3 separate regions of the Homo sapiens genome follow, and all the other regions are linked to region 1. Evidence: chromatin loops called from intact Hi-C (ENCODE). Cell type or tissue: A673. All regions are shown on one strand. Each heading gives the region's core, and the rest is flanking DNA. Links, peaks and the distances in the headings are about the cores only.

What was found. A loop is a pair of places that touch in the nucleus more often than their neighbours do. Peaks named below come from ENCODE experiments on the same cell type or tissue, not always from the same donor. Only the 100,000 strongest peaks of a DNase experiment are listed, where the experiment ranks them.
Region 2: a loop joins it to region 1, with 4 times the contacts of the local background. A loop is called at or near these places in 6 of 110 quality-filtered maps.
Region 3: it touches region 1 in a loop (4-fold over the local background); 2 of 110 quality-filtered maps call a loop at or near these places.

What each region holds. Positions count from the first base shown.
Region 1 is chr12:96,514,254-96,518,769 of GRCh38, forward strand. All of the region lies in intron 5 of CFAP54 (cilia and flagella associated protein 54), which reads left to right. Among named protein-coding and RNA genes, the nearest start is that of CFAP54, 27 kb to the left of the region's middle. RefSeq lists a silencer at 2,469-2,578. In A673, for the core only: a CTCF peak has its summit at 2,669 (motif pointing left); a DNase peak (open chromatin) is centred at 2,608.
Region 2 is chr12:96,013,700-96,017,266 of GRCh38, forward strand. LTA4H (leukotriene A4 hydrolase) reads right to left here. Exons shown (of 19, transcript NM_000895.3): 10 at 3,345-3,415; 11 at 1,884-1,995; 12 at 1,156-1,300; 13 at 51-154. Among named protein-coding and RNA genes, the nearest start is that of HAL, 19 kb to the left of the region's middle. In A673, for the core only: a CTCF peak has its summit at 2,167 (motif pointing right); no DNase peak of the experiment used is centred there.
Region 3 is chr12:95,580,207-95,583,773 of GRCh38, forward strand. No RefSeq gene overlaps it. Among named protein-coding and RNA genes, the nearest start is that of USP44, 31 kb to the left of the region's middle. In A673, for the core only: a CTCF peak has its summit at 2,438 (motif pointing right); a DNase peak (open chromatin) is centred at 2,435.

The DNA of each region.
Region 1 (4,516 bases), core at 1,210-3,709:
AAGTATCTTAAAAGTTGACAACATCTGAAAAATAAAAATGGAAGTAAAGAAATTTGCATGCTCAATGGATAACATTAATTATGTGTTCTCTCTCTGTTTTGCTTCTCAAATTAAAAAACTCTATGACAGACAGTGACTTGAAGAAGCTCTGTGCCAGCTTTCTGAGTGTGAATTAAATTGAGGGGGGACTCTCCCAGGCCTAATGTAAACTTGGCCCGCAGACTACTGCAATGATGCTACATTCAGTTCCAGATGATTTCCTAAAGAGAATTTGCATACTCTGGTTGCGCTTGGTGTAACAACAACAAACATGGCTTCACAGGACCATCATAGTTTGGTCTGCTGCAGTGCTTGCTGCCAAAGCTTTGAAGGGCAGAAATGTCTGTGCCGACATTTGACTGTTAGTGTTTGTGCTTGTTAACACTGAGAGAATTTTAAAGTGACAGTCATCTTAAAATAATTTCTTATTCATAACCTTTGTAAGACATTTCTTCTCTGCCTCATATACCTTGAGTTTGTCTCTGATAAAATAAGGATAGTTGAGTATTTTGCCATGCTGATTAAATAGGTATTCTAATCTTATTAGGAGATAAATCTTCAGTTTTTCAACCATAAGGAAACCATGGGAACCGATAATATTTTATATGAATTAATAAAAGCACAGGGTACATAAATTTTGCCACTAAAATTATTCTTTTGTTCATTATATTTCAAAACTTAAATCGCCTGTAAAATGACACTAAAATGAGTATAGTTCTTTTTTTTTTTTTTTTGAGACTGAGTGTTGCTCTGTTGCCCAGGCTGGGTGCAGTGGCGCCGTCTTAGCTCACTGCAAGCTCTGCCTCCTGGGTTCAAGTGATTCTCCTGCCACAGCCCCCTGAGTAGCTGGGATTACAGGCACCCACCACCATGCCAGGCTAATTTTTTGTATTTTTAGTAGAGATGGGGTTTCATCATATTGGCTAGGCTGGTCTCGAACTCCTGACCTCCAGTGATCTTCCCGCCTCAAGCCTTCCAAAATGCTGGGATTACAGGCGTGAGCCACGGTGCCTGGCCCAAAATGAGTATAGTTCTGTGGTGCCAGTCTTGTGGGATGGGGATGGGAGGTGAGGGATGCAATAATTTTGGGGGAGGGGTGGGTGGTTGTACATTTGGCACCTGAAGATCTGAATGACATTCTTTCTGTTTCAAGGAAATTAATAATTTTCACCAGTAATTCCCAAACCTCCAGTTGGTAAATTGATTCCTGAGCTGAGGCTAAAAATGGATTTGATGGGTCCATTTAATGGAGACAAGTCTTTGGAGGTCCCACCGTGTGTGAGATGTCCTGGGTCTGAGGGCTTTGAATACTGTAGTGACTTCAGAGTTCAAGTATGTTATAGCCTAAGACGGAAGGAGAAATAGACCTGGGCTCCTCATGCTGTCTAAACTCCCGTTTTTATAGGATCTAGGCATGATGGCTAGCTTTTGTTATTATTGAATCTATACCATGTGCTAGGTCCTGTGAAAGGCTTATGAGGTGGGCACTAGCATCATCATCATTAACATTGATTGAATGAATGCCTACCGTCATCAAGTATGCTTGTAAGCACTTTCATTTGTCATCTCATTTAATCTTCACACCACCACTTTGAGAAAGGTGCTGTCATTACCTCTATGTTTTTTTTTTTTTTTTTTTTTGATATGGAGTCTCGCTCTGTCGCCCAGGCTGGAGTGCAGTGGCGCGGTCTTGGCTCACTGCAAGCTCCACCTCCCGGGTTCACGCCATTCTTCTGCCTCAGCCTCCTGAGTAGCTGGGACTACAGGCACCCGCCCCAATGCCTGGCTAATTTTTTGTATTTTTAGTAGAGACAGGGTTTCACCTTGTTAGCCAGGATGGTCTTGATCTCCTGACCTCGTGATCCACCCGCCTCGGCCTCCCAAAGTGCTGGGATTACAGGTGTGAGCCACTGCGTCCGGCCATTACCTCTATCTTATATAATAGATAAGGAAGCTGAGGCTGGGAAAAGTTACTTTGCTTAGGGTCACACATCTAGTCAGAGATGTGCTGAGACCAGGGGCAGTGTCACTCTGTACCATTAGAATAATGCATGTCTGTTGACTAAATAGAATCCCGTCATGACCCATTCTATTTTGGTTTACATACTCAAATGGAGAAGCTGCAGGGAAGGGGTTGATATTTTCTGATATAACCCTATCTTCCTAAAGACATCCTGAAAACCAAAACTAACCAGGGGCTCTTCCGTAGGTGAGAAACACCTAATTTAGTGCTGCAGCAGGTCACCAGCATAAGCTTAGGGAATAGAGGGCGGTCGGACTTCTGAAACCTCTTTCCCTGAAGACATATGACCATTTTGCTTTTGTTTATGGAATAATTTAGCTTCTTTGGTGGCATTTAAAACTGTAGTATAGTACTCAGCAAACATTAAAGAATACATCTAGAATCTGTTCATTCTAAGAAACGATTGATTTCTGTTTCATTTTACTATGAAACTGAAATGGTTTGACAACGTATGTGGCTTGAACAGTTACTGTCAAATTATTTCACGTACCATTACACAAACTTTAAGTCCTAACTTTGAAATTGCTTGTCATTTTCTTTAAATGGTGTAAGCTGATATAAATGAGGCTGCAGCGCCATCCTGTGGCTGAGCTGATTTAATCGTATGTATATTTCCTGCTCAACACCTGCAACATGCTCTTACTGGGGCCATGTTTTAGATATGGATATCATTTGACTTTTTAAAGTTTTTTTTTTTTTTTCCATGAAGAGAATAGTCCTGATGTATCCTATTAAATTTTTTAATTAATAGAAACAATTATTTGTAGCTTTTAAGGGTAAGAAAAAAATGCTACAAATTGAGTCATATTTTGAAAATGGCTTTTCCTGTTTAAACTTGAAAGATGGTTTTTCATAACCCTAAGTGGTTTATGGTGAGCTTCTCCCCTTTGTCAGGGCTCCTCTGTGTAGTGGAAAGAACACTGCATTTGGGAGTTCAAAGACCTGAGTTTCAGCCCCAGCTCTTTTGATTAGAGTGAGTTTAGCCTCATGGAGTCAAGCTAGGTTACTTTTAAGATCTCTTCTGGCACAAAAAACTTTGATTTTCCATAGCAAATCAAATACAATGTGAACAATTGTTAACTGAAGCTATTTTCATTTTGAAATGTGAAATTTCTAATACCAGGAGTCCTGAAGGATTTTAGAAAGATGTGAATTTAAAGGGGAAATTTAGGCATGGCTTAATCATATACCACCCAACCCAAACCACAACAATCTAAATGCAAAAATCTGAAATAGAGATTGTTAGGGAGCAGCAAATGTGAGAAAAATTCGAGGGTTTTTGGTGATATGATTAATTTCATATCAGTTCACAAAGTTCACAACAATAGCAATGACAGCAACAACAAAAACAGCAAGGAATCAACCTTAGTCTAATTTAGAAGAGGTACAGTGTCCACAACCAGGGACTGAAAGCATTCACTGTACTGTGGTCTAGCCATACACCCTGAAAGGATGCTGGCAACCTGGGGTAAAGCCACAGAAGGCCAATCATGGTGGAGAAGGGCAGTGCAGTTCCGTGAGGGATGGAAGTGCTTGGGGATATTTACCCTGGACGAGAGAGCTGAGGGAGAGGGCAGGCTACATAAATGTTTTTAGATTTCTGGATGGCTGTAATTTAGAAGTGAGTTCTGGATTGCTTTGTGCTGTTCTGGAAGACATGAGGACCAATGCACTGGAGGTATATTAAGGTGGATTTTATTTTAGATTATGGAAGTATTTTCCTAGCATGTCATGTACGTTGTCACTTTCTCCATAACAGCACTATTGTAATGTGAAAAAATACCCATTTTACAGATGAGAAAATTGAGGCGTAAAGAGGTAAAATGATCCAGCCACTAGGTGGTAAAATTGGGACCAAAATCCAGGTTTATTTGATTCTAATCTTGGACCATTTCTACTAAGCATCACAGGCCCCAGGCTGTAAGCCTTTTTCATTTTCCTTACCTCCTATACCAGCTAATCTTCAGAATCATATACTGGTTCCAGGCCAACAAATAACAATTGTATCATTGGAGTTAATTCCTAGACTACTGTTGACATGGTAAATGTTAATAAAAATGAGCAGAGAGGCTTATAATAAGACAAGACAGGCCGGGTGCAGTGGCTCATGCCTGTAATTCCAGCAGTTTGGGAGGCCGAGGCGGGTGGATCACTTGAGGTCAGGAGTTCAAGACCAGCTTGGTCAACGTGGTAAAACCCCCTCTCTACTAAAATAGAAAAATTAGCCAGGTGTGGTGGTGCACACCTGTAGTTCCAGTTACTTAGGAGGCTGAGGCATGAGAATCAATTGAACCCAGGGGGCGGAGGTTGCAGTAAGCTGCGATTGTGCCATTGCACTCCAGCCTGGGTGACAGAGCAAGACTCTGTCTAAAAACAAATAAACAAACAAAAAAGACATTTTAGGATGTCTTCCAAAATGGCTTGAGATTTTGAGCTTTTAAATTATCTTTTACT
Region 2 (3,567 bases), core at 1,068-3,567, 500 kb before region 1:
AAATAGAGATATATCGAGCATGAAAAATAGAAAAGGTTTTTAAATCCAACCTTATCTTTAAAATAGGAATACAGGAAATCCTTCCAGTCATCAGTAGTTATGCTCTTATAGGAAAACTTCTCAACATAAGCTTTTAAGAATCCTAGGAAAATCTCTAAGAGTAAAAAAGAAAAGAAATCAATTCATAGAAAGGTAATTATTTGACATTTTGTGTGCGTGTTTGGCATTGTACTATTAACCACAGAGAACAGAGAACATTCAGAGAATAGGGAAATCTACGAGGACTTTCAGAGTGAAAGAATGTTCAAAAAAGGAGGTGGGACTTAAGTTGGGCCTTGAAGAATATATGTAATTCAGTGGAAGGGAGAAGAGAAATTCTAATTATAGGTAAGGGGATAACACATGAAGACACAGAAAAGGAATGCATAACCCAAGTTCTAAAAGCAATAACCTTCACATGACTAGAAAGGAGAAAAATAAGACTGGACAGGCAGAATGGATCCAGGTGACAGACAGCCTTCCAAGTCAATCAACCAAGGAGAACACCTCAATGTCCATCAGTGGGGGATGGGTACATAACTCAGCATAGCTTTATCATGAACTAGTATGATGGCATTAAAAAGTATGAAACAGATTTATATGTACTGACACAGAAGGGTGTATGTGAAATATCGAGCAAAACAAAACACAAATGCAGAGCCAATATATAGCATGACCCATTTTTTGTAATTAAAATAATTACATGTATTTATTTGTCTGCTTGTTAATTTACACCTAGAAAATGATCTGGAGCCATTTACACCAAACTGCTAACAGTGGTTACCCCTGGGGAGTGGAAAGGGGTTGATGGACTCTCACTTGTTACTCTTATAAACTTCTGTACCATAGAAATGTTTTCAGGGAATACACACTATTATCCTAATTTCAAAAACTGATGAGATTTTTTAAAAAATGAAGCAGCATAATTTAAACCTTAGGGGTTATTAATGGTTTTAAGTTGAGAGGTAACTCAGAAAACAATACAGATTTCTTCAGCAGCTACATCCAGAATGAATTGGAAGTATTAAATGGAACAAAACAATAGTTTACAATTCTTCCTAATTCTCACATTACCCTCAAAAAGAAAAAAAAAATCATAAAATACCAACTACTTACCTGGTCCTCCAAGCAGTTGTTCAAGGTAAAAAAGTAAAGCAAAGCCCTTCTCATAGGGAACTGAAGAATAAGCTACATCAGGGTCTATATCTGTCAGATCAACCACAAGTTTGGTGAAAGGATGTGTCTCCCCAAATGTCTTTACCTGCAAGACATGAAATAACATGGAGAAACATATAGAAAGACTGCTATCACCACGCAAATAAGCTAATAAGGAGGTATTACTTCACTCAGTGGTGTAACTTTAGGGGAATCTAAAACTTGGAGACTGGAACACTAGGATATGTTGGCATAAACTTCTGGAAGTCTATTAATAGAATGCTTACTTAAGTAATATTCTCTGTTGTTTCTTGCTCAATAATACAGGCTTTATTCTTATAAAAAGACTAGAAAAATGATTTAATGCCTGGTCAGCAAATTTGGCTTTCAGGAGACAACACTTAAAAATGACATACCAAATAAGATGCAAACATAGTAAACAGCTATATTAATAGCAAAGACCCAGTGAGGTCCCACAGCTCCCTATTTAGACCAGGTCATCAAAACTACCTTACATAGAACAGTGAACAGTGTGGATCAACACAGTGTTATACCAGCATTGACTTCACTTTCCACACTTGTAAAAATGACTTTTTGGTTGCTACACAGTAAAGACGCTTTTATAAAAACTCAGTTTTTAACACCTATACAACTTTGGATGAAGGTTTTTAAAACTTTGACTCCTTTACCGAATTCTGTAGTTCTCCCCATCCTCCCAGAGCATTAAAATGTCTGAACTTTTCACCAAACAATCGTCCGCAAATGTGGCGTTCCAAGTACACAGTATGTCCCTCATTTAACCTGAAAAAAAAATATTTTAATAAAAACACGGACACAGCTGAGAAGAAAAGACATTTCAATCAAGATATTTTCTTTTTGGCTTTTCTACAGAGGAAAGCAGTTGTAAGGCATGACCACTACAGTCTAAGCCGACTCTGGCTCCCAGGCAGTCAATCCAGAGCAATGGGAAGCCCAGCCCAGCAGATGGCAGCAGGGAAAGTTAAGCCCTGCTTCTGCTCTTGCATGTCCCTATGTTAAAAGTGGGAGTATATCAGGAATTAAACTTAACACCTAGACTGAACCTAACACTCCTAACGCTGTAATAAGTGTTACAGAATTTTTAAGAACTATCCTTGTTGGCCGGGCATGGTGGCCCACGCCTGTAATCCTAGCACTTTGGGAGGCCGAGGCGGGAGAATTATCTGAGGTCAGGAGTTCAAGACCAGCCTGGCCAACATGGTGAAACCCCGTCTCTACTAAAAATACAAAAATGAGCTGAGCATGGTGGCGTGCACCTGTAGTCCCAGATACTCGGGAGGCTAAGGCACAAGAATTGCTTGAACTGAGAGGCAGAGAGATCACACTACTGCACACCAGCCTGGGCGACAGAGTGAGACTCCATCTCAAAAAAAAAAAAAAAAAAAAAATCCTTGTTGGCTGGGCGTGGCGGCTTATGCCTATAATCTCAGCACTTTGGGAGGCCGAGGTGGGCGGATCACTTGAGCTCAGGAGTTTGAGACCAGTCTGGGCGACATGGTGAAATCCCATCTCTATAAAAAATACAAAAATTAGCCAGGCATAGTGGCATGCGCCTTTAGTCTCAGCCACTTTGGAGGCTGAGGAGGGAGGATTGCAACCCTGGAGTTGCAGTTAGCAGAGATTGCACCACTGCACTACAGCCTGGGCCACAGAGTGAGACCTTGTCTCCAATTAAAAAAAAAAAATAGCTGGGCATGGTGGCTCACACCTGTAATCCTAGCACTTTGGGAGGCCAAGGTGGGTGGATTGCCTGAGCTCAGGAGTTCGAGACCAGCCTGGGCAACACGGTGAAACCCCATCTCTACTAAAATACAAAAAATTAGCTGGGCGTGGTGGCGCATGCCTGTAATCCCAGCTACTCGGGAGGCTGAGACAGAAGAATCACTTGAACCTGGGAGGCAGAGCTTGCAGTGAGCTAGATCGCACCACTGCACTCTAGCCTGAGTGACAGAGTGAGACTCCATGTCAAAAAAAAAAAAAATCCTTGCCTACCTAAGAGATGATAACAAAGAAAAACAAGAGATACACACAAAACAATTCAGAGTGGTAGGAGGCAGGGAAAAAAAAATCAGCAACATGAACCAATAAAGAAATAATAACAAAAATCTTACCAAAAGTGATCCCAAGTTTTGTTGGTCACTAGATTCCCTGTCCAGCTATGAGATATTTCATGTGCAATGACCTAAAGAAAACAGTGTGATTAATAGTAAGACTGATTATCTTAACCTAAAATAACCCATTCTACTGTAAACACTCCATGTTATTCAATTTTTAAAAAATATTAGCTGAGATATTCAGGGAGTTACTCAGTTCAGCAAAATCTTTAATTTAACC
Region 3 (3,567 bases), core at 1,068-3,567, 930 kb before region 1:
CTGGGATTATAGGTGTGAGCCACCACATCTGGCCAGTGACATTGATTTTTGTTTTAAGTTATTTTTAAAAATGTGGCTGGACACAGTGGCTCACTCCTGTAATCCTAGCACTTTGGGAGGCCGAGGTGGGCTGATTGCTTGAACTCAGGAGCTGGAGACCAGCCTGGGCAACATGGCGAAACCCTGCTTCTGCGAAAAATACAAAAAAATAGCTGGGTGTGGTGGCCCCTGCCTGTGGCCCCAGTTACTCAGCAGGCTGAGTTAGGAGGATGGCTTAAGCCTGAGGAGCAGAGGCTGCAGTGAGCCAAGATGGCGCCACTGCACTCCAGCCTGGGTGACAGAGGGAGACCCTGTCTCAAACAAATAAAATAAAATTTAACAACTCTTTATTGAGTATCTTCTATGTGCAAGGCACTGTGCTTAGTAGTTGTGTCTATGTATATGTAGGTGGGGAAAGGAGATTATAAGGAAATGAAAGTTTCTCAATCTTTTAGTCTCTGTTTTTCTCTCTCACCCTAACTCTGTACCTTTTATGCAACCCAACTCAACAACCAGGAAAAAAAGACAAGATCCATTCACATGTATTGCCCAGGGTGTGTCCACCCTGGTTCCTTTTCTTGCTCTAGATAATGTTTCCTGCCATTTGGACTTGCATTGATCTTGATTACCCCAAATGAATTCTTAGAACTCTTTAAGAACTTGGACTTACCTTTCAGAATGTTCTTACTCCTAGATGCTTTGAGGTAGATACCGTGCTCCAGCTCTGGTCATGAGGACCCAAACCCTGGCAGCAACTGGCTCACTCTTACAGTGGGGAACTCTTTTTTTTTTTTTTTTTTTGAAAGGAGTCTCATTCTGTTTCCCAGGCTGCAGTGCAGTGTTATGATCTTGGTGCACTGCAACCTCTGCCTCCCAGGTTCAAACAATTCTCCCACCGCAGCCTCCCAAGTAGCTGGGATTACAGGCATGCGCCACCATGCCCGGCTAATTTTTGTATTTTTAGTAGAGATGGGGTTTTTGCCACGTTGGCCAGGCTGGTATCGAACTCCTGACCTTGAGTGCACCCACCTTGGCCTCCCAGAGTGCTGGGATTACAGACATGAGCCACTGCGCCTGGCCTGGTTTGGATATTTGGTTTGCGTCTTTTGTCTAATAGCAGTCCCTCCTCCCCTGGCCCCCTGTATCCTGATATTTAGTCTTGTACCTGTGAGACAGTTTTTCAAGTCACCACTGCTGGTGTTGATCCCATATTTAACATGTAGACCACATTTAACTCTGTAAGGCTCAGACTTCCTTAGCTAGGGCGACCTTTTAGGAACCCTGCTATGGTGGGATTGATACTGTGCCTTCACTATAAGGCGATTGTAGATTAATAATTAGGATGCTTTTCTCAAAGAAATAGGGGAACTCAATATCTAATATTATTATCTTTATTAGCATTTAAATATGCTAGTAAACCAAGTTCTATCATACTAGTTACTGTCCAAGCATGCTTAAATTTGATGCCTTTTTTGAATAAGACAAGAACATGGAGATTTATTCTCAAGACATACAGAACACTTGAAAAGTCTAAACAATGTGTTAAAATGTAACAGGAAAAAAGAAGCTATGTGTGAATTTCCTGATGTGCTAAATTATTATAGATGTTTGCCTGCTTGGGTCAGAATTATTATCTCATTTCTTGTCTTTCCAGCTGCAGCAAAAATCCTCCAGAGAACCATGTTTACAGCTATGGCCACTGATGATCTTAACAATAGAAATCAGTGATCCTGTTTAGTGAATAACAGCTTACTGTTACTAGTGAATAACAGTTCATACAGTGTTCATAACATGAGCTGGCTATGAAGTGGCATCCAAGAGGAGTTAAGTGGGTATGAATGGCTTAATGAAAAATTACACTTTACAAAATACTTCAAGTCCAGCTGGTGGTAGAAGAAATCCATCTGGGAATTAAGCTCATCAGGAGTTTAACAACTATGCTAGTTTAGGTTTGCCATGACTGAATGGATCTAGAGTATAGGGTTCAGCCCAAGTACAGTGGCTGATGCCTATAATCTCAGTGATTTGGGAGGCCTAAGTGGGAGGATTGCTTGAGACCAGGAGTTCAAGACTAGCCTGGACAACAACACCCCATCTCTACCCCCGTCCCCCCAGAAAAGTTAGCCAGGTACGGTAGCATGCACCTATAGTTCCAGCTACTTAGGAGGCTGAGGCAGGAGGATCCCTTGAGTCCAGGAATTCGAGGCTGCAGTGAGTTATGATCACACCACTGCACTCCAGCCTGAGTGACACAGTGAGACCCTGTTTCTTTAAAAAAAAAAAAAAAGGTGAAACGTTCTTAAGAGTAGGAAAGCAGCATCTGTCTCCTGAGATCGAAACACTTTGTGATTTTTTTTTTCCCATGGATTTACTTCCTTAGTGCATTTTACCATAAGGGGGTGCTCTGGGATAATACTTTTCAGCACAGCAGTGGTCTCTTCTGCTCTGTTAACTGAAAAAAGGCAAGCATTTATTAATTCTGCATCCCTTCTGTATTCACTAATTTTCAAAACGTGTCCATTTACATTAAAAATATGAAAAACAATTAGTGAAAACTATTTAAAATGTAAACAACCAGTGTCTGACTGCTAAGGAAAAGACAAACATTGAAAACTCTTGTAGGGCTCAGACTTCCTTAGCTAGAGCTGACCTTTTAGGAACACTGCTATGGTGGGATTGATATTGTGCCTTTAGTATAAGGCAATTGTAGATTAATAATTAGGATGCTTTTCTCAAATAAATAGGGGAACTCAATATCCAATGAGGCTAGAGCCGGGCGTGGTGGCTCATGCCTGTAATCCCAGCACTTTGGGAGGCTGAGGCAGGTGGATCACCTGAGATCAGGATTTTGAGACCAGCCTGGTCAACATGGTGAAACTCCATCCTCTACTAAAAACACAAAAAATTAGCGAGGCATGGTGGCACATCCCTGTAATCCCAGCTACTCAGGAGGCAGAGGCAGGATAATCGCTTGAACCCAGGAGGCAGAGGTTGCGGTGAGCCAAAACCATGCCACTGCACTCCAGCCTGGGCAGCAAGAGTGAAACTCCATCTCAAAACAAAAAAACAAAAACAGAAAAGAAAAATAAAAAGAAAAAAAGAGAGAGAGAGATTAGAGTCACAGTGAACTGAAGCTGCACTGGATTTCTTCTGGTTTAGGAGAAGAAAGCCATAAAGGATTTGCATTTGTCCTTTTACTTTAGTTATTTTTTTGGTAGCATTATGTTAACTATATCTTTCCGCCGATGCTGTGGAGATTCATTATGGTTGAAATTGCTTTCTTACAAAGCTCAGTCAGTGTTAACCCATCCTTGGGGAAAAGCATAGGAATTAAGAATTACAAAGTAATTTCATTCTCACTTCTGTCACATTTATGAATCAGTTTTTAGGTTTGTGTGTGTGTTTTTTTTTTTTTTTTTTTTTTTTTGAGATGGAGTTTTGCTCCTGCTGCCCATGTTGGAGTGCAATGGCGCGATCTTGGCTCTCCACAATTTCTGCCTCCCGGATTCAAGTCATTCTCCTGCCTCA